7 separate regions of the Mus musculus genome follow, and regions 1, 2, 3, 4, 5 and 6 are each linked to region 7. Evidence: chromatin loops called from intact Hi-C (ENCODE). Cell type or tissue: heart. All regions are shown on one strand.

Region 1 (4,000 bases), 1.4 Mb after region 7:
CCCAGTACTCTGGAGGCAGAAACAAGAAGATCTCTTCCTACACTCGATCTTAGCCAAAAGGCTGAGAAGCGATAGCAGATCTCTTTCTATGTAGACCTGGAACTCTACTCCAGGTCTACATAGAAAGCTCTGGGCTAACCAAGACTATGTAGCGAGAGCCTATCTTACAAAACAAGCAAACAAATTTTACACACACACATAAACACATATGTATATATACAAGTATATGAAAGAAATGGTGTTTTGGTGCCATCTTGTTTTCTTTCTTGTGTGTGAGTGCACATATGTGTGCGCATGCATGTGTAGGCCTGAGATTGACGTCCAATTGCTTCCTCACTCCTTCCCCTGCTTACTGATTGAGACAGAGACACTCGCTGAATCTGGACCTCACCAATTCAGCTAGACTGACAGACCACCAAAGCACACACCCCCTTCCATTCCTGCTTCTCAGTGCTGGGGCTACAGCTGTGTGATAGAGAGCCTGGCTTATCTGTGGGCATTAGAGATCCAAGCTTAGGTCAGCATAGTTGAGCAGCAGAAATCTTATAAAGTGAGCCATCCTTCTAGTCTGGCACCATCCTGTATGGGTCCATTCAGCCTGACACTTTGGAAAGTTTAAATATCCTTGAAAGCTTTTAAAGTGACTTCACTATATCCTGTATTCTCTTTGTCACCCAGTACCCCTGGAGCTGGGAGGCTGAGATCTTTTCCACCTCCCATTATTTGCTTTGTTTTGGGTTTTTTTTTTTTTTTTTTTTGGCTTAGTTTGTGCTTTCAGAGGACGTCCTCAACTTGACTCGTGGATGATTGAGTTCTAAATTTTCACCTTTTAATTATCACCTGCATTGTGATACTGTTTACATGATTAAGATCTTCTGATTGGAGATATTTGCACAAATAATTTATATAAATAAGGTATCTTAGGGATGTGTGCATGGACAGACACAGAGAGAGAGAGAGAGAGAGAGAGAGAGAGAGAGAGAGACAGAGACAGAGAGAGTCAGAGAGAGAGAGAGAGAGAACACTCACCGGGACAAAGTCTTGAAAAGCTCAGCTTTGATGACAGAAGGGTAAAAAGACTTTTTGACATAATATATTTTGGCTCTGCCCAAAATATATATAATGGGCTTGAACCCTATTGCCTTCTTACCAGTGCAATTCCCTATCAAAGTTGAAACTCGGAGTGTGAAGTGTAGACCAAAGGGGGCGCTCCTTTGATGCATGTTGGGAGCACCCAGTGATAGAGTATAGCCATGTGACAAGGTGGAAAGAGTTCAGTAAACCTCAGCCAGTACAATTAGACATTATAGAGTTAAGTGTTAGTTTGCTCTTATATTTGTCAGGTGTGACATCTATTTTACATGTCTATATAAGCACACAAATACATCATGTTCCCAGTTATAGAAAGAAAATATATAAAGATTTGTGTCCATGATATCAAAGAGCCCACTGCAAGGCAGTCTGCCTCCTTCTTGGCTGGTCTCTCATTTTCTACTTTTCTATGGCTGAGGACCCCTGACAGAGGACACATCCCAGAGGAGACTATCTCTGGCCATTGCTCATAAAATTTATACTCCAGCATTGTGCATAACACGGTGGTCACTGCTATTACATGTCTAAAACCAGGTTTAGAAAGCATAGAAATTCAGGTTCAGGAACAAATTATACAAAAGATCCTATTTCAGAGGCATTGCTAATAGCTCCGACTACATCATCAATGAAGTGTGTTTTGCTCTCTCCCTGCAGCAGGGTCAGTTGCTGCCACCTTGTGGTCAGGCAGCATTTTCAAAATCAAAATATTGCAGTAAGATAGTAATACCAACTTATTCTTCTTAGTGAGAGAGGGTTTTGCTATTTAGCCCAGGCTAGGCTTGCAGCTCCCCAGACCCTGTCTCCCAAGTGTAGGGATTACAGATGTGGAGTTGCATCACACAAGTCTCACTGAAAAAAATTGTCATTATTGTGCTTGAAGAAAAGCATGAAATACAGTAATTGCTGTTATTTCTGTATTTGTTGCTAAAATTCCATTTCCAATTTTAAAGGATTAGATGAAAGAATATGTCTGTGAACACTGGTCACCAGAATTTCCCTTGAATTTATTATGAGTGCTTATTCTTTGGCTACCCAGTGTGCCCATGTGGGTTTTGTCATCTGAAGAGCAGTGTGCAGGTGGGAGGACTAGCAGGGGAGCCGTAATTCTGAAGTTGCAGTTTCAACAGTGAAAGAGAATAACAGTGAGGATTTGGAAACTGTGAGAAACAGACAACGTTCTATATCCTTCTCAGGGGCAAAACCCAGCTCACAATGTTCCTGAAGAGGAGCGCAGAAATGTCAGACACCAGCAAGTCAAAGAGTGGCCACCTAGATTTAACAAGAAACAGACATAGGGAGATAGATAGATAGATAGATAGAGAGAGAGAGAGAGAGAGAGAGAGAGAGAGAGAGAGAGATATTTCAATTAGTTCAGTGACAAAGTATTTTTGGAATGCCTAAAGCCTCTCCAGTACTTCAAATACACACACACACACACACACACACACACACACACACACACACACACCCCTAAAGGCAAAAGATTTAACAATTACATTTCTTCCTATTACTTAAAAATGGACCTTAAGAAATGATTGTTCTGTATGTAGTAATTTAAATATTATTAGTTGGAAATAATTTGACAAATTGTAAAGAAAATTTGAGCTAAAGGAGTGATCAATAATGTGAGCATTGTAAGTTTTTATTTGCACTTGACAATGTGGACATGACCATTAGAAAGTACATATGGCCTTTGCAAAACTTTCGAGCAACCACATCCTGCACCCCACTGGCTCCAGCTGTCCAGGAGATACAGGCTAGCCTTGACTAATATTCATATCGAACTCGAACTAATCCAGGGATATGAGGTCACAGGGTGTACCACCATGTCGGCAAGCACACAATTCTCAGTAAGAAAGAGGGTTGAGTTAATGACTTGGTTCTCAGAGACAAAATAAAACATAGTTATGTAATAAAGGCACCCATCTGTTTTATGGGTGTCCTGCATTTGTCTTCCTTTCTCCGGATATTGTTTCTTCACAGTACCTTACATAGATTATCAGAAAGGAGTGGTTGGTGGGTCCTGTAGATAATATGCAAGGCAGACAAAGCTCATGCTAAGGCACAGTGGCTGTCAAGGAGGAGACAGCCTTAGGTTCCATGGGTGTTCTTTGCTGTGAAGAGACACCATTGCCAACTCTTATAAAGGGAAACATTTCACTGGGGCTGGCTTACAGTTGCAGAGGTTTAGTCCATTATTGTCCTGATAGAAAATATGGCAGTATGCAGGCAGGTAAGGTGTTGGAGAAGGAGCTGAGAGTGCTACATCTTGATCCAAAGGTAGCAGAAGACTGTGTCACTGGACATAGCTTGAGCATATAAGACCTCAAAGCTTGTCCCCACAGTGACACACCTCCTGCAACAAGGTTACACATCCTAATAGTGCTATTTGCTATGGGTTAAGCATTCAATCACATGAGTCTATGGGGCCATACCTATTCAAACCACCACAGGTATCATGATTCATTATGGCCTAGTATGCCCATCAGGTGTAGTAATGAGGAAGAAACCCAAACTGGAGCACCCAGACTCACAGGCTGCTGTGCATCTATTTCCTTCAGTTGAGCTACATAATTATAAGGGCCTTATGTTAAAAGGGGATTTCAGACATCTAAAAACATAATAACTTTTCATTACAATAAACTAAGAGTTTGAAAATATCATAGGTGTTTCTCATAAACTAAAATCAGATTTACCATGACTTGCCTATATGCCTCTCAAGTATTTACATCAGCACAGCGCAGACACTTCCATGCACATTGAGGTTTATGATGGCTGTGTCCACAGAAGACAAGTGATAGAGCCTACCTGTCTAAAATATAGAAATGGATGCAGAAAATATGATGTATATGTGTATATATATACATATATAATACATGAGTATAAAATGTTTGTATGGGAATATCCT
Region 2 (4,000 bases), 640 kb before region 7:
TGATTGTTCACATCATTTTCCTTCTCATTTTAATTGAGTTGCTGTTTTGTATATACTTTCCTTTCCAAGTCTAGTTTATTTATCTGAAGTTGGGCTCTGTTTCGTCTTCCTTTCTGTAAAGTACTCCACTAAGAACTTTCTGTAGGGATGGCTTGGTTCTCATGAGTTGCCTTAATTTGTGTTTGTCTTGTTATCTTTCTGTAAGTTTGGAAAGATGGCTTTGCAGGGGATAGCAGTGTTGGTTCACAGTTGCTTCCTTTCAGAGCTTGACCTCATATCCTCAGAGATCTCATATCCTCAGAGATCTCATATCCTCAGAGATCTGCCTAACTTTCCCTCCTAGGTGCTGGCATTGAAGAAGTGCCTCACCACACCCAAGCTATTTGCTTTCAATGTTTTAATCTCCTTGCTAAATTTCGTATTTTGAACTTTTGCCTTCAATTTAACTGTTACATTCACTTCGGAAGGGTGTCTTGTCAAGGTTCTGAATAGATTTTAGCTTGTGCATCTTTGAATCTTTTATGTGATTGCTAGTTTTTCTAAACAGTAAAACTCTAAATTCTTTTTCAGACATTTCAGCTTTCTCTGTAATAAGTTTGTGTTTTCTTTTCTTTTCTTTTTTTTAAGATTTTATTATTATAATTTAAGTACACTGTAGCTGTCTTCACCAGAAGAGGGCGTCAGATCTCAATCCAGATGGTTGTGAGCCACCATGTGGTTGTTGGGATTTGAACTCAGGACCTTCAGAAGAGCAGTCAGTGCTCTTAACCACTGAGCCATCTCTCCAGCCCACGTTTGTGTTTTAAAGGGGGTTCATCAGTGAGTGATGATAGATCCTGGGTTGTAGTATATTTTTTTTTGTTGCTTTATCATGCTTTATGCTTCTGTTGAAGTGGATTTGTTTTGAAACCATGTTCTTCCAAGTCTATGACCTTGGTCGCCTCTGGATTCTATGAACCTACTAGAGCTAAAATAACAAATTTCAGACCGCTGCAGCGATGTTTGTCTACTATTAGGAGTTGTGGCTAGAGTCAACGGCCTAAAGCAACCTATGGGCGTACAGCTGTACAAACTCCAGGTCCTGCAGTGATCAGTGGGACCCCAGAATCATAACCCCAACCCCACTCTGACCTCAGAGACCTTTGGAAGCAAAGCTCCAGACTCTCAGGGAGTCCTGGATACACAGAAGCCAAACCTCATGCTCTGCACTGACCTATTAGGCCATTGTACTGAACTAGTCTCTATAATTTATTTAAAATTAAGTCATAGACTTTAGTAGAAGGATCTGTTTCTAATTCTGCAGAGAGCGAAGCAGCTCAGTAGCAGCTGCTGGGTGACACGGGTCCCACCACTGTAGGTTTCGCTTTCATTTCTCCTAGGTGCTGGGTTTTTCATGATGATTCCTAAACAAAGGCTCACTTGTTGGCAAGAGACCTGGCCAGTCCTGTACGAGCTATTTGCAAGCCAGGTGGGTTAGCGGAGATTCTGCCTGGCTCTGAGCTCCCTCTACAGGTTGGTAACAGGTTCTACATGATCCTTGCTTAATCTTATTGCTCAGCTTGAACTTTTAGCCCAGGAGTTTGAACTTCACAAATACTCTGACCCCTCAGAGCAGAAACCATTCAGAAAGCATTGCAGTGAGTGAATGAATGAATGAATGAATGAACGAATATAATCAACCTTGATCCAAGCCTGGGTTTAGCTCACATGGCATCATTTGATTTGTTTGCATTTCAGTCACAAAACAGCCAGATCTCTCCAGTTCCAGTGCACTATGACCCTTGGTGCAAACTGTCCTCAACTCTCACAGCACGGAGGAACTTGGGTCAAACCTTGTATTCGTAGGTTTGACTTCAGTCCGATGTGGCCTTTACAGACTTCGGGGAGAATATTTTTTAGCAATCACATATTTAAAGATTGTTTAGTTACAATTCACACACATTTATAAAGTAAGCAATCATAAGTTGGCACTTAATGACGCATCGGACAGAGGGAAGTACGTGCATTTTCTCACCTGATCCATATCAGAAACCTATAACGTAGGAGCAGGGCTTTGAATAAGAATTGTCCCCCCCCCCACCCCCCATAGGCTCGCCTATTTGAAGGTTTGGTTCCCAGTTTGTGAGTAGTTTAGGAAGGATTGGGAAGTGCGGTCTTATTGAAGGAGATATGTCATTGGGAGTGGGATTTAAGGTTTCAAAACCATACACAAGGTCTAGTCTCAAATTTTCTGCCTGCTGCCTGGGAATTAGGATGTAAGGTCTCAGCTACTGCCCCAGAGTCTTACCTGCCTGCCTGCCTGCCTGCCTGCCTGCCTACCTGCCTGCCACCCCATTCCTTGCAATGCTTGTGATGGATTCTCCCTCTGAATCTGTAAGCAAGCCTCAACTAAATGCCTTCCTTTATAAGCTGCCTTGACCATGGAGCTAGCCCGGGAGTGCCTTTGATCTTCAAGGGCCGTCCATTCTTCTAAGCATCAAAAGCTGCTCTTCTTTTCGTCTCTTCCTTTTGCACAGTGTCAGGAGTCACATGCACTCTGAAATCTTCATAGCAGGTTCCAACTTATGCACAGTGTTCCAAGGACCAGCCTGGACTACGTTTGGGTTCCTGAGACTGAGGTCCGAAATCCTATTAGGAAAAAAATTCTAAAAGAGCTGTGTTTCTCTCTATAGATTTTCTGACCAAATCAGAAATCCTGTTAAAAACATTCTAAAAGATTTGTTCACTCTCTAGACAGCTCAGCTCTTTTTTTTTGGGGGGGGGGGGGTTCGAGACAGATAGCTCTGACTGTCCTGTAACTCACTCTGTAGACCAGGCTGGCCTTGAACTCAGAAATCCACCTGCCTCTGCCTCCCAGGTGCTGGGATTAAAGGCATGCACCACCACTGCTCGATTGAGAAGAATCCTTAAAAAAAAGGAAGTGCTATCACTTTTTGCTAGCTCATCTCATGCAGAACAAAAGCCCAGTTTTCTATTTACATATCAATTCAGTTGTTTAGTCCAGGTTCCCTCTTAACCATCCCACAAATCAGCATTCTGCAACTTTTAGTCCCAGGATTGTTAGGAAGTGAAAGCAAGCATAGCTGAGTCCAGACAAGTTGCACTTTTCAGGAAAATGGAGTTGAAACAAGATTGATTACTGGTGGGCAGGAACGCACCAGGAGTGCTTAGATATGCATGACTTGTTAGGTTTCTAAGGCGGCTTAAAAGAGATGGGAAGCAGAAAAAGAGAGGCATCTGACTTTAGACGGGTGGGATCGTGTTCATTGGCTGACACTCACTCACATCCACGGGGGTGGTTGAGAATGCCTGGGCGTGGGGGTAAGATGGCTGTGACCCTTTTTAGGAGTGAAAATGACTGTAGCACTCTTTCCTCCCATAGTCCCTCCTCCCTTTCATGTGGATTTGCCCGGCTGCAGGGGAATCTGGGAATTGTAGTTTTTTTTTTTAGTCAGGAAACTATCAACTCTGGCTTCAATTTAAACCTAACCTCACGTTTGGCTCTGGAAGAGGAATCCTGATCAGCTGTTCTCTTTGTCCCTCTTCCGTTTTCAGCTCTTTCACTGTGAACTTGGCTGTTTTAACTGGCTTACTGGTGGAAGAACTTGGTTAGGGTTTCATGTGGCATAGACTGAAACAGACAATAAAGGCAGAGGTCTTTATGATTATGTTATGTTGCTGCAACACTGTCCTTAGCCACTGCAGCCCCGGAAGTCACAACCTGGTTTGCTGGAGCAGAAGTGACTAGCCTTTTTTTTTTTTTTTAAACCTGTTGAGAATGGAGTCTAGGGTTTTATACACGCCAGTGTTCAGCATCTCCAGCTGCTGGCCAACTGTGTTTCAAATGGGAAAGACAAGACCTTGCAAACAACGTAAAGAATAACTAGCTGGAGAAGTAAATGATTCAAAGAGGAAACACAAAGCTTCGAGTCTCCTCCAAACACTTCCATCTTTTCCCACTTGTTTGCTCCTTGAACGCCTGACTATCTCTTGCCCAGAT
Region 3 (4,000 bases), 1.5 Mb after region 7:
TTTAATAGGTTCTATTAAATAGGTTCTTAAAACTTAACCTCCCTGGGTCTCATTTCCAAAAATGGGACTACTTAACCTGTAAGATTATCAGGCAACACATGAGAAGCACTTCCCACTACACCTAAAAATAAGTGTTCAAACTACTGTGTGGCCAGTCAGATGGGCCTGCAAATAAAAGCCTTTGCCCCACAAACCTCCCAACATGAGTTCCATCCTGAGAACCATGATGGAGAGAGACCCAACCTCTCACCGTGTTCTCTGACCTCCACACGCTATGGTGAGTCATATCCTTGTTCAAAATCCTCATGTGAACTTACTCCTCAGTTCTGCTTATCCATAATGCTCTGCTACAATTGGTTTGAATTTTTTTATTCACTAAGAGTTACAAACTATTCAAGTGAATTCTGGAGATTTCCAAAAAGTTAGGTGGAAGGAGTATTTCTTTAACCTTTATTTGGATCTAGATGTTATCTTCAAGCATCTGTCACATCTAGCTTGCAGAAAAGATCAGTGCTGGGGGAAGCATGAAACCCCATCTGCAATCACTGGAGAAGGTAAGGCAGGGAGGGACACTGCTTTCAAAAAGCCAGGAAAAGATGTCAGGTGCGGTGACATGTGGCTGGAATCCCAGCAACTGGGAGGCAGAGGCAGAAGGATCACAAGTTCAAAGCCATCCAGTCCACGCGGTTTCACACAAGCGCCAAGGCCACAAAGTCAGATCCTGCCTCAAAACAAACAAAAGAGACAGAACAAGGGGCGAAAAATGAAAATATTAGAATGGATGAAAACCTGTAACTAAATTAATAACCTTGAAGTCTACTAGAACTGCCTACATTCTTCTCTCAGTAGCCATTCTGACCCAAGAATTCTCTACACTCGGCTTTCAGCGTCCACCATTATGCTGAATCCCAAGAACTCCTACAAGTGAGACAATGGAGGTAAGGCTCGGGTTGGCAGGTAGTTGGTGGCTATGGCAGTCCCAATGCTGGATTTCAATGCACAAAACTGGAAACACTGTATCAATCTGTGTAACATTAAAGTGTAACAAAAAAGTGGATTCCCTCCTGCCTGTCACCTCCGGTTGTTATCAGTGTGCAACATTGTAACTCACCTGTTTTCTCAGTTACATCTGAGTCTGGGGTGTTTGCCCTGCTACCTTCCCCTTCAGCATTCTCCTCTTCAGCACTAAGAGAAATTGGTGACGAAGGACGGGCCTGGGAGGGCTGAGGGGCTGCTTCGGGTGCTTCCTCAATCTTACTCCTTTTCTCAAAGCGAAAACGGTCCAAGTTGAAAAGATTCATATTGGGAGGAACCACCACCCTGAGGGGGCTGACAGCTTTCAATGAACTAGCTGCAGGGAGGGAACAAAAAACAGGGGGATGAGGCGGTGAAAACAAGGAGCCACACAAAGCCACCACACTTGGCTCCCAGAGAAAGGGGGTCCGGCCGCACCGATGCCCGAGCCCGGTTCCGGCTGTGCTTTGTTAGGCCACACGGGGACGGCGGATTGCAGTCCCGGCCAAATGCCCGTCGCGCCCTCGACCCGGCCCGCGCGACCCCACGAGCCCGAGCCGACCCTCGCACGAGGTCCTCACCCGGGCCGCAGAGGTGCGCGCCCGCCTTCCCGCCACGCAGCCCGCACCGAGCGCCCGCCGCCTCCACAAAGCCCGCGAGGCCCGAGCCTCCGCCGCGGGAACACAAAGGGCCGAAGCGGGAGCGGCGCGCCGCCCGGAAGTAGACGCGGCGAGGCCCGGCCGAGGAGGAAGCTTGACAGGCCGGCGCGCCGCCGAAGGGAGCCCGCCGCCCGCACGCACGCACGCACTTACAGCCTGGCAGGCTCCTCGTTGGAACAAAGGTGGACAAGAACAAAATAATTCTTTGAGGGAGGCGACGGTAGCCTGGCCGGGACCTTCCAAGGCAGCGCTGGGCAAGCCACGGAGCGCGTAGTGATGACGCAACACGCAGCCCAGGCCTTGTTCTCCCAAGCGTCGCGTGGTCAGAAAAATGTCTGAGCGCGCCGTTGTCATGGTAACCTGTATCTATCTCTGCTAGATTCTAAGGCTGGAATTGTTTCTTGGTTCCTTTTCACCGCGCCGGCTACAGAGCTAATAAAACAATAAAACAAGATGAGAGCAAATGGCGTCGCAAGATACAATTAATTCGGAGCTTGTCGGTTATGTTCCACAATGTCAATATGCAATATAATTTTTCACTAAATTTATGTTCGTCGTTTCGAACGTGACAGTGTTTTAATTGTGTAATCTCAATCATTACAAGACAGTTTTACAAAATAAAAAAAACTGAGGCCTGGCGGGTAAAGGCGCTTTTTAAAGGTGCTTGTTACTAAGTTTGATGACCTGAGTTCAATCACCTAGAGCCACTTAGTAAAAGGAAAAAAACCAATTCTGAACGTTGTTCTCTGGCTTCCACAAGTGTTCTGTGAGACAGAGCGCGCACACACATACACACACACACACACACACACAGTCCTGCAGATGCTAAGTAATTAGTAAGAGACAATATCTGATACTTTTCAACACAAAGGCTTTGCTTGAGCTTCTCCACTGTTGACATGATTTTCCTTGGTTTTGTTTGTTGGCATTTTCTCTTCTAGTCGATTTGTGATACGTGTGCACCATGTTGGATATCCTTTCAGGAAATGATCCCATAGCACACCAAGAAGCAACAGACCAAGGAAAGCTCATACATCCTTTTCTGTGGTAGCCCACCTTCTCTGAGATTAATCTACTTAAAGGAGAACAACATTAATCCCTTGTCTGGACCATGGCCCCATCACTGGACCTCACCCTGAAAAGGTTTCCTTACCTCTCTACCCTACTATACTAGAAAATAGCTCGGGAAAAAAAATGAAAATAGCTTCTTCCACATACATCACCTTTTGAGTACACACACCAACCATACCCAAACCAAAGCAGTCACAATAGAACAGTAGCACATTCCAGATGGCATAAACACAAGGAAACATTTTCTCTGAGATCTGAAATACACTGAAAGTATTTTGTAGACCTATTCTGGCCTCCTTTCTAGACTTGTGACACCATGTTCTTGTGCCTGCACTTACCTTGTCTATGTCCACATTTCTTCTAATGAGAACATAATTTGTACAATATGGGAGCGTGTGCTAGTCACTTCATTTTAACTTCATTACCTTTTCTGAAGACCCTATGTCCAAATGTGGTCCCTTTCTGAACTACTTGGGACTCAGGACTCAACACGCAGAGTTTGTAAGAGCATAAACCAACTAATAACAGTCAACCAGAAAGGAGAATTCTGTTAAGGACAGATAATTTGGGGCTAGTAGTCACTTTGTTTATCCTTATTCCTTGAGACTCTAAAGAAGCCTTTAATCCCAGCACTTGGGAGGCAGAGACAGGCAGATTTCTGAGTTCAAGGCCAGCCTGGTCTACAGAGTGAGTTCCAGGACAGCCAGGACTACACAGAGAAACCCTGTCTCAATTTGCTTTTGAAACTTGAAGTCAAGGAAACAGTGTGGTGCAAGTACTGCTGTTCTAGCCCACAAAGAGTTTTCTGTACAAAATTTTGAGAATCAATAAAGATGGGAGAACTTGGAATGTTTGAACCACAGCTCTCAGAACTTTAGTAACAGCACAACAAATTAAAACAACTCATGCCACAGTGTAAAAAAAAGAAAAGAAAAAGAAAAAAGAAACCCTGTCTCAAAAACCAAAACAAACAAACAAACAAACAAAAACCACAAAACCAGAAGCCATAATATGTTCCCAAAGCGCCTGTGTGGATTCAAAAAGAGAAAAATAAATAAAAGCAAATAAACATTTTAAACGATAAAATATAAATAAATAAATAAATAAATAAATAAATAAATAAGCATGCATGCAAGCCACTTGACATTATAAGAACAAATTTCCAAATATGCCACTGGGTATGTTTTCTGTAGAATGCCTACTGCTGGGCATGAAGTCTGCTTTTAAAAGTAGTCTGTATACTGTAATGGCTATTC
Region 4 (4,000 bases), 1.0 Mb after region 7:
TGAGTTTTAAGAGCTACAAATGTTATCATGAATGTAATTATTGATGAACGTGGACTACTGTGAGGAAGGACAGAAATGTTGGACTAAAGATGGGTCTTCTCTATTGAAGTTCAGCTCAGGAAAAACCTGTCATAGGTAGTTTTCATATCCACGACAAGTAAGCCAGCCCCACCTCCGTCCTTAGCCTCTTCCTAACAGTATCACTTCCTCCAGACACATGCCCATTTACTTGAAAGGGAAATTGGTAAAGGTCGGGCTGGGCCAATGTTTGTTTACAAACCTGGGGATTGATCTAGGTATTCTTTTATACTATGTAAGCCATCCATCACTCTGCTGCAACCTCACCCCAGCTTATTTGCTTGGCTTCCGCTTCTCTAAGACAAGACTTTGTAATGTTCCTAGATATTCTAATCTGCACTAAATTTTTTAAGATGAAGAATATGGTGTGTTTTTAAGTGTCATCACGGAAACGTCAATCAACCATACACAGTGTAATTCCCGGAGCCACACAGAAAGCACCTTGCAGCTCAATACTCAGGTGATCATCCTCAGATTGACAAAAGTAAACACAAAGAACTGAAGCTGGGAGCACAAAGTCTGGGTTCTACACAGAGCAACAGAAGAGTGAAGTCTGTGTCTCTCGGCTCCCAATGAAAATCAGTGAAAGACAGTCAGTTATGACCATCAGAAATGATGGCTGAGCTCGGACCACACTGATGGAGGCTTTCTCCTGGAGATGAGGGCCAAGATTTGTATCTGAATCTGTTCTTTGGCTTTTATAAGTTGGATGCTCTCAGAACAATTATATCTAAATATTTGTTGTTATTTTAAAATATTATTTCATGTGTTCAAATAAGCAACAGATATTCTAATCAAAAATTAATTTTCCTGTACTAATCCATATTTAGGCAAATTCCAATCTGTCCATATCAGACATGTTTCTTACCATAAGTCAAACAATTGCTTTTGATATTATTTATGTGTTTTACATTTTATCCTGCAAGTAATATTAAAAAAGAATGCATATTTTTCACTGAAGCTGAACAGAATTTCTCTAATTTTAATACACTACAGTGCTTTCTATTGTCTGAGAATGTCATACAAGCATACATTGTGTATTAACCAAATCTAGCTCCTTTCTCACCCTGGAATTTCTCCCATTATTCCTCCCCGACTCCATGTGCTCTTCTTTCAGAAGCCAGTGGATACACTTAGTGCTACTAAAATGTGTGTAGGTGAAGGGAAGTGTACTGTGTTTGTTTTCAAAGCAGTCCCATGTATTCCTGAGGCAGTACTCTATATAACATGGGTGTAGGAAAGGACTTCCTGTTTTGGACTCAATTTGGCCAAGCATTAACGCCAACCATTGACAAGTGAACTTCCTGAAACTAAAAAGCTAAACAGAAACTAAAACTGTTAAAGAAATCATCAGCCTTCTAAAGAGAAAGCCCTCAGAATGGGGAATAATCTTGGCTGGAGGATTATATGCAGAACATACAGTGAATTTGAAAAACAAAGAGTCAGAAACAAAACAAAACAAATGACCCATTCAAAAAAAAAATGGTCCTGGAACCTGAAGAAAGAGTTCCCCAAAAAAGTAAAAATGGCTAAGGAATGCCTTTTAAAAATTCATTGTCCTCAAAAAATTATGGAAATCACATCAGAACAACATCTTATTCCAGGCAGAATTGCAAAAATCAAGAAAACAACTGGCAACAAATACTGGAGGGGAAAGGGGGAAAGGGAGCCTTGTTCTCTGTAGAATTGCAAAGTGGTGCGAACATTATGAAAGTTGGTGGGGAGAATTCTCAAAAAGATAAAAAAGCTACCATACATCCAGCTATACCACTCTTTGGCATATCCCCAAGGGAACCAGTATCCTTCTCCACAGCTACCAAGCATGTTCATTGCTGCTCTAGTCACAATAGTTAGGAAATGAAAACAACCTAAATAAATTCTGACTGGTAAATGGATAATGAAAATGTGGTAGATACGCACTATGGAGTATTATTATTCAACTACCAAAATTAAGAGAGCAAAACAAGACCATGGCTAGGATAGGGGTGGGGGAGTTACAGTAAGGGGATAGTAGAGTATAATTAATCAGAATAGAGAAATGGGAAAATGAGGTACTGTGGGTATGGAGAGGGGTAAATACTGAAGAATGTGGGAGGAGGAAAAAGAGAAGTAGCAGGACACAAGTGATCTGATGGGGTAATGAGAAAAGGGAGAAAAGGAAAGGGGGGAATATGCTTAATTACAGCCTCAAAAACAGACTAACTAACAACAATAACGGCAAGCCACTGAGAACATTTGGTGTTCCGCAATCTACTGTTTTTGCTTCTGACAAGGTTGCATGTATCCCAGACTGGCTTAGCATTTGCTACCTAGTGGAGGATAAATTTCTCACCCTTCTGCCTGAACCTCTTGGTCGCTGGAATTCTATTCATGGGCTGCCACAACCAGTTTACTTGTTTCGTTTGGAAACTCAATGATGTAAGCTGTATTTTTCAGGGGGAAAAAAAAAAAAAAACATTGAACAACTTTCCAAAAGAGAATATGTGACTAATGACAAAGTATTCTCTAAAACTGAAAGGAAAAAAAAACTATGGCTATACCTCAAAAATGATGCTGAGCACAGTGACAAGAGTGCCATCCCTTGAGAGTCACCTAGACATAGATAGCCCACAGCACTTGTCTACACTCTTTTATAACTGAAGGAAACCTTTCTACCTATTTTGAGCTTGAGGTGAGGATCAAAAGAATGGAAGGGGCAAGCTCCCTTCAGATCCATGTCTTTAGATGTCTGAGATGATCAGACCAGCTTACTATGGAGTTTAGATTCTTTTTACAGAAGTAATCAAACCTAAGACTCAGCTTCTTGTGATTACAAATTAGTTCTTCCTTGTGCCTCACTTAGATCCTGAAAACTGGGACAACGGCTACAAATCTAATGGGGAGGTTGTACTAGAGGCTAAGATATCTTAATTAAATGTATACTTCATGGAGACAGCGGGCAGGAACAATCTGTGGTAGAGACAAGTATGTTAGGGCTAGATATGCAGACACATGTAGGTGGTAAAAAGGAAAGAAAGACATGAGGAGGGTTTTTTACTGCAAAATACATTGCAGTTTGCAATTTTAATCTTTCAAAATGTTGATTAAAAATAGTTTATGAAAATTGATCCGCTCTATAAATACTTTAATACTTGTCTCTTGTCTTTGTCTGGGCCCTTGGAGGTCGTGTGCAGCAGGAATGAAATTGTGGAAGCCTCACCAAGGATCAGAATGCACTCCGGGCTTCAGGACAACTCAAGAAGGATGATGCCTATCAGCATCTCTTAGCAAGAAATTTCTTGGCTGTGCTTGCAGCTTAATGAAACAGCATCATGATGCCCACAGACAACTAGCCTACCTCGTTCTGTCCACTACTAAAATAAGTTTCCTCTGAGAGCATATTTAAACTATTCCTAGAAAATTTGTTTTCTAATCTCCTTTAGAAAGACTAAATAAACCTAGTGAATTTATTCTTAAAAACAACCCATTATTTTAGAAGTCCATATTAACGTGATTACATAATAGCATGCACAATGTAATGGAGAAGTTCCCCAGCTATGGATCACACCGAATGATGCTTTCATTGAGCCCTATTTAATCGCTATTAATGAACTCTGTAGCAGCATGAGAAAGTGACTGGAGTGAAATTATTCATATGCTTACTTAAATTAGCTGCCATTTATAGAATTTGATCTAAATTGTACTCATATAGCAAGGAGTTCATTTCAATAACCTATGTGGTATGGATGAAATACCTAAATGGCAAAGCTCTCAAATGAATATTTGAAAGGGAAACATCACACATTATTACACCTGCAACAAGTTCCTTGTTATCTCGCACCTGGAACACACAGACCCTTGTTCTGGTTGCTAACAGTCCTGAGCTCATAATCACACAGGCACATGATTTCAAAAGAGAAAGCTTAAGCCTTTCATGAAGGAC
Region 5 (4,000 bases), 360 kb before region 7:
TTGTCTTTCAAATAAGCTCAGAGCTTTCTGCACCTCCTCTGTATACCACACTTGTCGTCTCCTGAGAAGCACAGATCCTTATTCTTATAGGGTTCTATACAAATCTAAGAGCTGCACACTGTGCTGGGTTCTACACAGTAACGTGCTTGTGCTCAATCCAGCTGCATTGTACTTAGTGTTCAGCATTCACTGGACTTCACCCAGGACTTTATGGTGCTGGCTGACTGTTAAGAGAGGCAAAGGATCTGAATATTTTATCTAAACGCCCACTTAGCAATCTACAATTGATTGCTTTTTAAAATGTGGTGGGGAGGAAAGAGGTGATCAGTGGGAGGGGCTTGAAAGAGAGGGTAAGGGGGTACACGTGTACGAAACAGACAAAATATAGAGAAAATATAAAAATATGTGAGGACCATATGCTTATTTATTGGAAAATGACCCTGCTGACATATACATTTTTGTTCTAAAAGGGGAGGGTGGCCCTCCTTTCTTGAAAGTGACTGCTTGATCATAGTAAATTTAACCTTACTGTTCTCCAGTGACTGCTTTCCCAGCTTCCCTGGGGAAGGGCTGGAATCCGGAGGTAATTTACATCCATGGTTTGAAGTGCCAAGCAATGGTGCAGCAGGGTGACCAGCACTCTCAAAACACAGCCAAGCTATTGCTTTAAACATTGAGAACACACAGACACAGAGCCTGGCTCTGACAACATCCAAAAGATTCATTATAGACAATCTATTCAGGAGACGCTACGATCGCCCCAGGAAATATAAACAGTGTCTAAAGAGCAGTGGGGAGAGGAAATAACTGACCGGAATGAGACGAATCATGTGAAGTCCGTCCAACAAGGCCTAAGACATCCCCAGTGTTTCCACTTGGAGCTGCGTTTAAACGTGCCCTGGCACATGGGCACAGATCTCCCCTCCAGCTCAAGCGTGGGGCTGCGTCCTTTCCTACCCACTTGTTTGTGCACAGCCACGCCCGCACAGGAGGACCACGAGACCACAGGCCTCGGCAGATCCTTCCAGCTGATTTCCAGTTGCTTAAAGTTTAACAAGAATCACGGCTCCCTTTGTGAAAGTTAAGTCAAGTTTACAAGGCATCCACAGACTTAAAAGGATAAACGAGTGTCAGGAGACACTAGCAATGGCGTCTTAAAATGAAGTTTAATTGACAGGCCCTAACTAAAATAAAGAGGAGTTTTTTAAACCCACGGGCTAAGCTTCAGGCGCTACATTTAAAAAAAAATATAAAAAAAGCACACAAGGCTCAAGTTTGAACTCCGACCTTCCTGTTCCAGTCACCGCCGCAGGGTCCCTCGTGAAGTGTCACCCGAATTCTCTCCACGATCAGCTCCTTACCCGCCGCCACCCCCCTGTGAAGACCCAGTACCGAGGCTGCCAACCCACGCGCGTCTAGAGATCGGAGGAGGGGCGTGCGTGGCGGCTCCGACCGGCTCCTCCCGCACCACCGCGACCTGGCGGCTTTTCCCGGGCCTTCCTCCGGCGGGGCGAGGCCGAGCGAGGCAGCTACGGAGACCCAGCCTCAGGGGCCACTCGCGCCCCAGCGGGCTCTCGCGTCTGTGGGCCCCGGCTGGCCTCGCTCCCACTCCCCTTCCGCGGCCCAGAGCGCCCGCAGCACGCGCTTCCTTCCTCCGCTCCCTAGCTCCAGCCCGCTGCCAGCCCGCGGGACCCACAGGCGGCCCCGAAGTAGCGGCGACCGCCCCGCCCCGTCCGGTCCCGGCGCTACCTTGGCACTCACTCTTCGCCGTCGTCGCCGCCGCCGCCGCTGCTGCCGCCGCCTGGGAGTCCGGCTCTCCGCGCTCCCGGGACCGCCCGACCTCTCCTCCCTACTCCGCTCCAGCTCCTCCCCTCGCGCGTGGGCGGGGCGCACGGCCCGGTGGGCGGGGCTGTCGCCGCCACCCCCTCCGCTCTGGCCCACGGGCATGGGACGTGGTCGCCGCGCCCAACTGCGGCCGTCGGGGGTCAGGACACGCGTGCCCGCGGCTGGGTTGGTGCAGCTCGCTGCGGTGCGGTGGGCCCGGGCAACCACGCGAGGCCACCACCATACATCACCACCAGGACCACACACCGCAGTCCCCAGGCTGCGAAGATGAGCTCTGCCAAACCCCACACAAAAGTGGGGCTCTGATCCAGAAAGGTCTGAGGAAACGGCCACCGTCATATTTAAAGGACTCTGGGGCAACAGGGAGGTTGTTTCCCAGAAATGGAGGTAAAGCCAGATTATTGAATGTCCCAGACCGGACAGAGTACTGCATAATAAATTAATTGGACAGGTTGTTTTTTTGTTTTGTTTTGTTTTGTTTTGTTTTGTAAGCATTTAGAGTTTGGCAGGTTGAAGGGCTAGTTTTGCTTCCACAAAAGCTGCTTACAGCCATTCAACAAAACGAAGCACCTGTTGTGTGGGGTCAAGCATTATGCTAAATGTGATAGGAGATACCATCAACCTGAGGGGGACTTGCTTAAGTCCTGTAGAGATGGATGTACAGAAATGGTAACACTCAGCAGTTGGCTAGAGTACTCCAAGGTGTGAGTCACTAATAATCATCGTGATCTCTTTTTAAAATGATGCTACTATTGGGTGAGAGCAGGGGTCAGTAATTGGACTCAGTGCCAAGGAAGGGAGGGAGGGAGGGAGGGAGGGAGGGAGGGAGGGAGGGAGGGAGGGAGGGAAGGAAGGAAGGAAGGAAGGAAGGAAGGAAGGAAGGAAGGAAGGAAGGAAGGAAGGAAGGAAGGAAGGGGAAGGAAGGACGGTGGGAGGGAAACATGTTGGGGGTTGGGGGTGGCAGAGTAGGAGGGGAAGTTGGGTGTGATCAGGATACCTGTATGAAATTGTCAAAGAATAAATAAAATATATTATTTAAAAGATCAAACAGAAATAAATAAGTACTAGCATTGGATGAGGATGCACTGTTGAGTGGGTCTTGGGGATGCTGGGATCTAGGTACTGAATCCCACTGAAGGCTTTAAATTCACTCCTGTTTGCACTCTTACTCAAGAATGCCTTGCTTGGCCAGTGTGGTCTGAGCAGCCTCCAGAGGATGTTCTTGTTGAGGTACAAACCACAGCCTGCCTTTTATTTCCTACTTTCTACAGTGTTAGGAAACACTTGGCTGATTCAGATCGTGACAGTTTGAAGATGCACCCTAAACAGAATGGCCAGACACAAGAATGGACTATTATGGTTGTGATTTCCACCTCTGGATCATTATATAGCCCAGTTAAGTACTTCATGTACTTTTAATTTTTCTCTCACTAATCTGTGGCAAAAACAAGCAAAGTGGCTCGTTGAAGAATGTCTGGCTTCTCAAATTGTATCCACCGATTAGTCTTTAAACAGTTATCTGCATATGGAGAGAACAGAAATCCAGTATCATGTACAAACTTGTGCAGAAATTGTCTATTGCATCAAGTTGTTTGAAATATGGTCTTTTATTTTATCTCCCCTCACACATTATTCATTTTTTATTTCTTTTCTGTACTAAAATGTCAGCCTGCAACAAATTAACAATAAAATACAGTTAATCATTTATACCCACAGGGGTCTGCATCCTCAAATTCAACTACAGATTGAAAGTATTTGAAAATAAAATTGAGTCTGTCATAAATAAGTATATTCTTTGTCTTTATTTCATTTATAATGCAGTATAACAAAACTAATATTTACATTGTACAGGACTAGATAATTAACAATCTAGGAATAACTAAAGCATTATCATATGCAAAATGTAGGTAAGTTATATGCAAATACTATGTCATTTGTATGAGAGTTTTCTATCCTTGGATTTTAGTATATGAATGAAGGACAGCCCTGGAACCAATCCCCTGTGGGCACTGAGGGACAGCTGTACTACAGAGGGTTGGGAGGTTCTGATCATAGTAGCCAAAAGGCAAAACGGTAAAAGGTAACATTTAACCCGTACTTCCTGTGCGGCAGATGTTGCTTTAAGAGTCTTACATGTATTAAATCTTTTCATTCT
Region 6 (4,000 bases), 730 kb before region 7:
TTGTGTTCCCGAGACACAGGACACACCATAGGTTAACAATTGTTTCCACTCTTACAGATAGGTACTTTGTTTACAAGTCTACCAACCACCACCACACAGCACTAACTGGAAGTTTTATTCAAAATTTCCCCATATGTATATATAACCTTATTTAAAATCAACTCTGGTTTTAAAGAGTGATCTAAGGGTTTGAGATGTGTAATGCAAAATTTTCCCCAGCAAGGACAAGGTTCTAAGTTCAATACCCAGTACAACCCATGGAAGACTTGGACGTAACTAAAAAAAAGGTTGACTACTATTGTGAAAAAGTTTTCTGAAGTAAATGACAAACGTAATCCTGGCTATAAATAAAAATGTCCTCCATTGATGACTTATGCTAGTTTACAGGCAAGATCATAAATTGGCTTTGTGATGAAAATTGAATAATTTAAAATCATGCTTCATGTTTTGACCATTTTTTGAGTTCATCTATGTGATGTGTTTTATTTACTCAACTTATTCATGTACTTCTGTGAATTACAGTCATAAAGGAGGTAAATTTTAGTAGTTTAAATAACACTATCTAGTGTCCCTAACACAGAAATTAAATGTCTTATTCAACTATGTAATGTCAAGAAGCTTAATCCGCTCAGTACTTCTGCCCAAGTGATGTTTTCTAACACTCCAGACTATGCTTCCAAATATATTAATAGAACTCTTCCCTTTTATAAATCTACTAGGAACTGGATGTTTTACTCTAAGCCTTCATTGAAAGACACCACCACCCCCAAAAAACTTCAAACCTAACACAATCTAATGAGAAACAATTCCTTTCATGAGCACGTGGCATTGAGAGGCACTTTAACATAATACCAATTTTAAAGATTCACAGGTTATTCTATATGTACTCGCTATTGATTTTTCACTTTTTTAGCCCCTAATTGCTTTGCCTTTTCATCCACAATAAGCCAGTAATGGAGAAGAATGCTAAAATCAAAACAACTATGAAACTTCTAGTGCCCTTGAAGAGACCATTAGCCGCCAATGAAGACCCGACCACGCTTTACGCACGTGCGGAGGAAAAGCTGCAGCCTGAGTTCTGCTGCCGGGACATGACAGGCTGGGCACTCATTTCGCCCACGAGGCCCAGAACAAGCAAAGCCCTATGACCTGGGGGCTCCAGGGAGTTAGTTGGAAGAAGAGATGGAGACATGAGATGGGTTCCACTAATGACCAGTTTTTTATTCGGAACTCCCTCTAAAATGAGTGGGGCTAAATTCTTCTCCTCTCCAACACTTTAGTTCTCGCCAGTAAGTTACAGGAACTTCTTCTAACGTAAGAGCGAAAGGGCACAACACAAAACACACACGTGGGACCCAAACAGCAACTCCTCCCTCCCTCCACTCTAACAGGGACCCCCAAACGGAGACGCAGCCCAAGTGGAAACTCTGAGCCCGGGCCTTTCCTTGAGGGTCCGCGCCATTGTGGGACAAGATGGCAGGGCAGGAGCCCACAGCAGGCAGCGGCAGCCAGGAGCCCGCCGGGCAGGAAGCAATGCCCGCGCTGCTTCCCGAGCGCCTAGAGCCAGGAGGCTAGCGCCCGGCAGGAATCGGCGGGAACGCCCGGGCCGCCCTCTCGGAGCACGCTCCGTCCGCCCGAGGCGGGAAGGAAGGCTCCCGCCGAGCCTGCGAGCGAGCAAGCGACCGAGAGAGCGGCGTGGACTTGGGACCAGCCACGTTCCCCGCACCGTGAAGGGGCTCCGAGGGCTCTGCGGCCCCGCCGCCTGCACGAGCAAGCGGCGGCGCACGCCCCCGTCCTGCCCGCCAGCCCGGGCTCCCCACCGCCTCGCCCGGCTTTACCTTCTTTCTTAAGCGCCACCGGCGGCTGCGTCTCCTCCTTTTTGTCGGCCACGCCGACGCTGGGGGGCAGCGGGTTCTTGCGGTCTTTCTGGGACTCTTTACGCAACTGTTTGCCCGCCGCGTTGGAGTTGGTCTGGGCCGCGGCCTGAGCCGCGCTCTTGGCCCCGGGGCCCCCAACGCCGCCCCCGCCGGCTTCTTTTTTCTTGTTCTCTGCTGCCTTCAGTACCTCGAAAGGGTCCGATTCGTCGTCAAATAGCTGGTCGAATCGGTTGGTGACCACGCAGCCGAAGCCTTCCTGTAGGTGCCCAGGCATGATGGTGGCTCGGCGGCGCGTTCCTCCACGGATTGCAGCGGACCGCGCCGAGCCAAAAGCGCCTGCTTCAGCTCTTCCCACAAGATGGCCGGGCCGAGAGAGGGGGGCCGCCTTCTCTTCCGGCGCCAAGCACACATCCGGGAGCGGCCTGCGCCGCACGGCACCATGGGGCCTGTAGGCCACAACTGATTAGCCCGGGATGGCTGTCTACTCCTGAACTTCAACTCCCAGCGTGCACTGCGCAGCAACTCTTCGCGCGCGCCTGAGAGGCGGGATCTCAAGGAAAGTGTGCAGCGTGCTCGCTGAAGGTGGGGAAGCGAGTACGGGGCGGAGTTCTGCCACCTGCTCTTGTCACCCTTAAACTCTCGGTCTTTAGATACCTCTGAGAACAGGAAAACGTGAGGGCGTCTTCTGCTCACGAAAGTGTTCTCTGTCTTTGGTTTCACTCATTCTGTCTCCGGCCAGGACTTTCCCCACCTTTCTGGGAGGGTCAAGGTGACTCCCAGACCTAGTAACTGGAGCCTCAAAAACTTCCGGGGGGTGGGGGGTGCCACAGTAGCCTCCGGTAGGTTGCGACCGCACGGCTGCTCGTCCCTGACTGTTGGATTTCTAGAGCTGTCCCTCCACCCTTCGTAACGAATCAAGGCAATTCGGTTTAATGTGGAACGGAGTTCCAGGGTTGAATCTGCGTGGCAGAAGGAATCCAAAAGAGGAGTTGAACTAATTGGGTTGCGCGCCTTTTCCGGTCATTGCAACCATGCTTTAAGAGCTGTTAAGTCCTGACTGCACAACTGCACGCTCGGCCATCCTCTAAAACAGTGTTTGTGGAAACGCTTTCTAGAATCAACGCGATAAATTGATCTGTCGGTATCTGGTCAGCGGTGTTAGTAAAATGTGCTCCAGAGCCTGGGGTGGTGGCGCATGCCTTTAATCTGAACACTTAGGAGGCAGAGTTCAAGGCTAACCAGGTCTACAGAGCAAGTTCCAGGACCGCAGGGATTTCATAAGAAAAAACCCTGTCTCCAGCTCCCCAAATGTGCTCAAGAGGAAATGTTTTATAGTACATTGGGTATTATGTGTGAAGGGAGGAAACTAATTTCGTAATTATATGCTAACTCTGACATTAGTTGGGAACCTTAAATCCCACTAAGACAATCCAGTGCCAATACACACTATAATTTTAAATCTTTTCCATTGATACATTATGTAATAGAAAACATACCTCAGGCAGCAGGTGCTACGAATGTTTCATCCTCACATCCTTTTAGATAAATAACTATCCCTTTCTCACAGGGATGAAACTGTCAGAATTGATAAAACTTACTAAGGTCACACTTAAGTGCTAGTGGCAATCTTCTAGCTGCACTATGAGACTGTTGACATCAATTCTGTAAACCAAGTTCTGTCCTGATAGAAATTACAACAAGTGCTGAAATTCCAATAACTAATCAAGTTTAAACAACCCTTTGAATCCGTCTCCTGGATCAACAGAATGAAAGGCAAAATGGGATTCCCATAGTAGTTTTCTGATCTCTACACTCATACTGTGGTACATTCACACTCAAACACACATAAATAAATAACAGATAAAAGTGTTTTTTTTTAATGTCTAAAGAATGTCTGCTACTATCAGTAAGAACATTTATAGGATAATCCTCACAGTAAGAGCAGAGGAGACTCTCCAGCTCTTACTCAAATCAAGGCTCCACAGCATTTCATGACCCACATTACATTCTTGTACGTATACTCATGCAACATGACAGTTTTTATGTATAGCAAGCACGCTTCTCTTGAGAATATTCTATCAGTAAATGTGGAAACTATCCAAGTACCTTGACTAAATACACAG
Region 7 (4,000 bases):
GGGTCTCTTCAACATTCCGCTCCACATCGGCTCTTCCGCCCTATGCCCAGTTGCACCACGGGTTAAAGCCCCGCCCAAAGCGACTTGTATCCGGCCCTGGCTCCGCCCTCGCTGGCTGACCGAATGAGCAAGCGCAGAGTGGTTGGGGCGTCTTGTTCCAGGTCCTGGTGACCTACAAGGTCCGTACTGTGCAGGACCTCGGATGAGGTGACCTAGAAGCGGCCCAGAGATGGTCCTGAGATTACCTGCCTGTCAAACCCGTGGTCTGAGCATCCCTGAAGCATGGTCTCAGCTTCGAGGATAGTTTCAAGTCTGGGAGAACCTGGTTTTTGGTTTTGTTAAATATGATGAAGGGAACTAGGTGGGACAGAAGCTTAATGATGCTTGTCACCAAGTAGAGAAGCGAACCCCTGCAAATTGTGTACACACACACACACTAATAATCATTTAGTAATGTCTTTATTTTTCTATACTACATAGATTTTATAAGTCCACAAAGGATTTAAATGATAGAGACACTTGATTTCCTTTTTTTTTTTTTTTTTTTTTTTTTTTTTGCAATTAGCTTGCTTTTAAGTTTTTAGTCATATGTACTTTCTTTTTGATCGTTTAAGGCCTATACCAGAGCATGTACGATTACATATGGGATTCATGCTACAGTTTTAATATTGTACAGTAGTATTGTGTCCAGGAGATGGCACATCTTCCAACTATGCTAAATGGTTCTAACTCTGGTACTCAGACTGCATTTTGAAACCAGTTGACTATTAGAGATACTATCATATGCAGGTTTAAGAAGATGGCTCAGTGGGTAAGAGTGACTGCTGTTCCGAAGGTCCTGAGTTCAAATTCCAGCAATCACATGGTGGCTCACAACCATCTGTAATGAGATCTGACGCCCTCTTCTGGTGTGTCTGAAGACAGCTACAGTGTACTTATATATAATAATAATAATAATAATAATAATAATAATAATAATAAATAAATCTTTGAAGAAGAAGAAGAAAGAACAAGGAGAAGAAAGAAGAAGGTTTAGAGCCTGAACTAAACAGATGCCAGGGAAGTTGTATAAACAATACATCAGAGAAAGAAACTGTGACATATGAGGAGGAAAGAAATGGTGGTATAGATAAAAGTGAGGTACTAGCTCTTTCTTACCAAACGGTGGTTGGACTTAATCTAATTTATTTCAGAAACATTAAAAGATCTGGAATCTTTGATGGTTGATTTCTTTCCTATTTCCTTTTGACTGCGTGGTTTAACATTACCTCTCTCCCCATTTATTAAAAGCAATACTATAAAATACTTGAAAAATTCTCAGTTTCTCATATTTACTTTGACTCACAATTTTGTAGACTCTTGCTGTGTATTATTTAGGGTAAGAATGTTTGAACAGGGAGGAATAGAAATTGACCCCCCCCCTTGGTATTAAAATAAGTATTTTTTTTTTCTAAATCTAGAAGCACATAAAGTTTGAGGCTGAAGAAATCCATTAATGACTTAATCAAATTATAGTATAGTAGATCTAGAGTGGTTGCACAGTTAATTCAAGATCCAGTTTTTAGTTAGTGGCAGATTTATTAGAGAATGTATACTCCCTAGTTTAGTCTCCTTTTATAGCATATTTGTTTGAAAAATGCAAATGAGATTCCTTATTGTTGTGGTTATGATTTGAGAAAAAGTTTACTTGATTTGGGCTAAAAACATTTACTTATTAACTAATAACACACACAACTTGTCAAGAAATTTTGCAGTAATAAACCATAAAGAATTTTGTGTGGATACACATTTAATCCCAGATACCAGAAGAGGGCAGTGTTTAACCACACAATGCAACCTTTGAAAAACAATGCAAATGAAGGCTTCAGTGCACCAAGGGAGAAAAAACAGAGATTAATAGTTTCTAGGCATTTGTGTGTTGATAGTGAACCGCAGAATGACATGTTGAATTGTAATATACTGCGGATTTATATTCTCTTTAGAATTTAAAATATGTGCATCATACGTATTGGAAATATATATAAATAAGGGTCTTGAAACTAAGCGGTTTATTTTAAATATCATAGAAAAATTTTAATCTGCTAATTTTTTCTTAAAAATAGTATTTTTACACACTAGAAATGTTATTATATGGGCTTAAGTATTTTTTTAATTTTTTTGTCACAAAACTTAGTGTTACTTGGTTTCTTTTTTTGTATTATTCTTGCAGTAGGCTTTTATGTATGCCATGCTGGCATCAAGTTTTTTACGTAGCCAATTATAGCCAGTATTTCTTAGCTTTCTGCTTCCACCAACGGAATGCTAAAATAACAAGTATATATCATCCTGCCATATTTATTCAGTGCTGGGAATTAAGACCAGGACTTCTTCAAAAAGTACTCTACCAACTGAGCTACCTTTTAACCCCATAGTTTTGTCTTACATTGAGTAATTTTCATTTTATGTGAAGAATTAGAATTAAGTCAATCATTTCTTAGGGCTTACTTAGTATGCGTAATGGGTACACATATATTACATGTCTTTAATGATTAAATTGTCAAGTGTAAATCTCTTAAAGTCCTATTCTCATTCCTCATACTTCCTTCCTAAGAATTCCTTGCTGTTGGCTCAGGTGCTGAACAAGAAAACATACATTTTAGCCGGGCATGGTGGCGCACGCCTTTAACCCCAGCACTTGAGAGGCAGAGGCAGGTAGATTTCTGGGTTCGAGGCCAGCCTGGTCTACAAAGTGAGTTCCAGGACAGCCAGGGCTATACAGAGGAACCTTGTCTCGAAAAACAACAACAACAAAAAACAAACAAAAAAAGAAAACATACAGTTTAATGATGACATTTAATTAATTTGCAGTGGCTTTTAAGGTTTTATTTTTATTATTATTTATGTGCACGTGTGGGCTTGTGCATGTGAGTGAAATGTCTGTGTAGGCCAGAGAGGGCGTCATATCCTTTGGAGTTGGAGTTACAGGCCATGGTGAGCCAAAGGCCTTGGGTGCTGGGAACCGGACTCAGGTTGTCTGGAAGAGCAGCTAGCGCTGGTCATCACTAAGCCATCCCTCCAGACCAGAAATGGCTTTGAAAAGTCAGCATTCCATTCTGGTACAGTTTATAATTTTAGTGATCTAATTGTATACATGGTTATTTTTTTAGTAAAACTAAAGTACTAAATATTATTGAAAACTAATATAAATTTTTACAATAAAAATAGGTAGCATATTATTAGAAAACATTACCATGTTTTGTTATTTGTTATTCATATGGCATTTAGTGCAATTTTATCATGTTGGTGATGATTACATTGCATTTTTTATATTTATTTGTTTTGTGGGGTGAGGGGCTGTGTGCATGTGTGGTGGTCAGATGACAATTTGTAGGACTCAGTTCTCTCCTTCTACCATGTGGGTTCTGGGTTTGGAACTCAGGCTGTCAGACTGGACATTCATTGAGCCATCTTGCCAACCTTACCTAGTATTTTATGCGTATTTAATCGTTGGTGAGGGAAAAGTGAACACACATACATACATTTAGAATATATTATATAGAATACAGGTGCATATATTTAAAAATGCAAATGAAACTTATTGTGATGGATTAAATAGGAATGACCCCACAGGCTCACATATTTGAGTGACCAGTCTTGAGGGCGTGGTACTAGCTGAGAGGGCTTACTTGCTAGGTAACTAAGTAGTCTGAATAAAAGCAATCCCCATAAGCTCCTGTATTTCAATGCTTAAACGTCAGGGAGTGCCACTGCTTAGGAGGGTTGGGAGGTGTGGCCTTGTTAGAGGAAGTGTGTTTCAGGGGATGAAACTTCAGAAGCTTAATCCAGGCCCAGTTGGTTCTCTCTGTCTGCCTCTGTCTCTGTCTCTCTCTCAGACTCTAGTACAGATACATCACACAGTATCTAGCATTTGCATGTTAATAACTATACTGTGACTTGTGTGTACCCTTCATTGAGTTCTTAAATATTGGTTTAATTAATTTTGGAGAATGATATAAAGTCT

Evidence for each region. A loop is a pair of places that touch in the nucleus more often than their neighbours do. Peaks named below come from ENCODE experiments on the same cell type or tissue, not always from the same donor. Only the 100,000 strongest peaks of a DNase experiment are listed, where the experiment ranks them.
Region 1: a loop joins it to region 7, with 11 times the contacts of the local background. A loop is called at or near these places in 24 of 42 quality-filtered maps.
Region 2: a loop joins it to region 7, with 4 times the contacts of the local background. A loop is called at or near these places in 15 of 42 quality-filtered maps.
Region 3: it touches region 7 in a loop (6-fold over the local background); 7 of 42 quality-filtered maps call a loop at or near these places.
Region 4: a loop joins it to region 7, with 4 times the contacts of the local background. A loop is called at or near these places in 17 of 42 quality-filtered maps.
Region 5: it touches region 7 in a loop (4-fold over the local background); 2 of 42 quality-filtered maps call a loop at or near these places.
Region 6: a loop joins it to region 7, with 15 times the contacts of the local background. A loop is called at or near these places in 2 of 42 quality-filtered maps.

What each region holds. Positions count from the first base shown.
Region 1 is chr6:65,124,062-65,128,061 of GRCm38, reverse strand. The region is part of intron 4 of Hpgds (hematopoietic prostaglandin D synthase); the gene reads left to right. Among named protein-coding and RNA genes, the nearest start is that of Hpgds, 19 kb to the left of the region's middle. In heart, a CTCF peak has its summit at 1,765 (motif pointing left); no DNase peak of the experiment used is centred here.
Region 2 is chr6:67,167,876-67,171,875 of GRCm38, reverse strand. No RefSeq gene overlaps it. Among named protein-coding and RNA genes, the nearest start is that of A430010J10Rik, 12 kb to the right of the region's middle. In heart, a CTCF peak has its summit at 1,509 (motif pointing left); DNase peaks (open chromatin) are centred at 1,415 and 3,315; H3K4me3 peaks cover 1,020 bases; H3K27ac peaks cover 1,132 bases.
Region 3 is chr6:65,040,557-65,044,556 of GRCm38, reverse strand. Smarcad1 (SWI/SNF-related, matrix-associated actin-dependent regulator of chromatin, subfamily a, containing DEAD/H box 1) reads right to left here and starts at 1,966. Exons shown (of 24, transcript NM_001355250.1): 1 at 1,827-1,966; 2 at 1,112-1,351. The coding sequence starts at 1,301. In heart, no CTCF peak of the experiment used is centred here; a DNase peak (open chromatin) is centred at 1,976; H3K4me3 peaks cover 2,144 bases; H3K27ac peaks cover 2,039 bases.
Region 4 is chr6:65,525,464-65,529,463 of GRCm38, reverse strand. The region is part of intron 1 of LOC108169147 (a long non-coding RNA gene); the gene reads right to left. Among named protein-coding and RNA genes, the nearest start is that of Tnip3, 63 kb to the left of the region's middle. In heart, no CTCF peak of the experiment used is centred here; no DNase peak of the experiment used is centred here.
Region 5 is chr6:66,894,277-66,898,276 of GRCm38, reverse strand. Gng12 (guanine nucleotide binding protein (G protein), gamma 12) reads right to left here and starts at 1,880. Exons shown (of 5, transcript NM_025278.5): 1 at 1,750-1,880. It overlaps 4930597O21Rik (a long non-coding RNA gene), which reads left to right. Exons shown (of 3, transcript XR_003956381.1): 2 at 1,260-2,232; 3 at 3,117-3,633. In heart, a CTCF peak has its summit at 2,022; DNase peaks (open chromatin) are centred at 856 and 1,886; H3K4me3 peaks cover 1,962 bases; H3K27ac peaks cover 1,490 bases.
Region 6 is chr6:67,265,248-67,269,247 of GRCm38, reverse strand. It overlaps Serbp1 (serpine1 mRNA binding protein 1), which reads right to left and starts at 2,269. Exons shown (of 8, transcript NM_001113565.1): 1 at 1,839-2,269. The coding sequence starts at 2,151. In heart, no CTCF peak of the experiment used is centred here; DNase peaks (open chromatin) are centred at 1,617 and 2,357; H3K4me3 peaks cover 3,322 bases; H3K27ac peaks cover 2,457 bases.
Region 7 is chr6:66,531,280-66,535,279 of GRCm38, reverse strand. Mad2l1 (MAD2 mitotic arrest deficient-like 1) reads right to left here and starts at 59. Exons shown (of 6, transcript NM_001355624.1): 1 at 1-59. In heart, CTCF peaks have their summits at 742 (motif pointing right) and 1,802 (motif pointing right); no DNase peak of the experiment used is centred here; H3K4me3 peaks cover 513 bases; H3K27ac peaks cover 493 bases.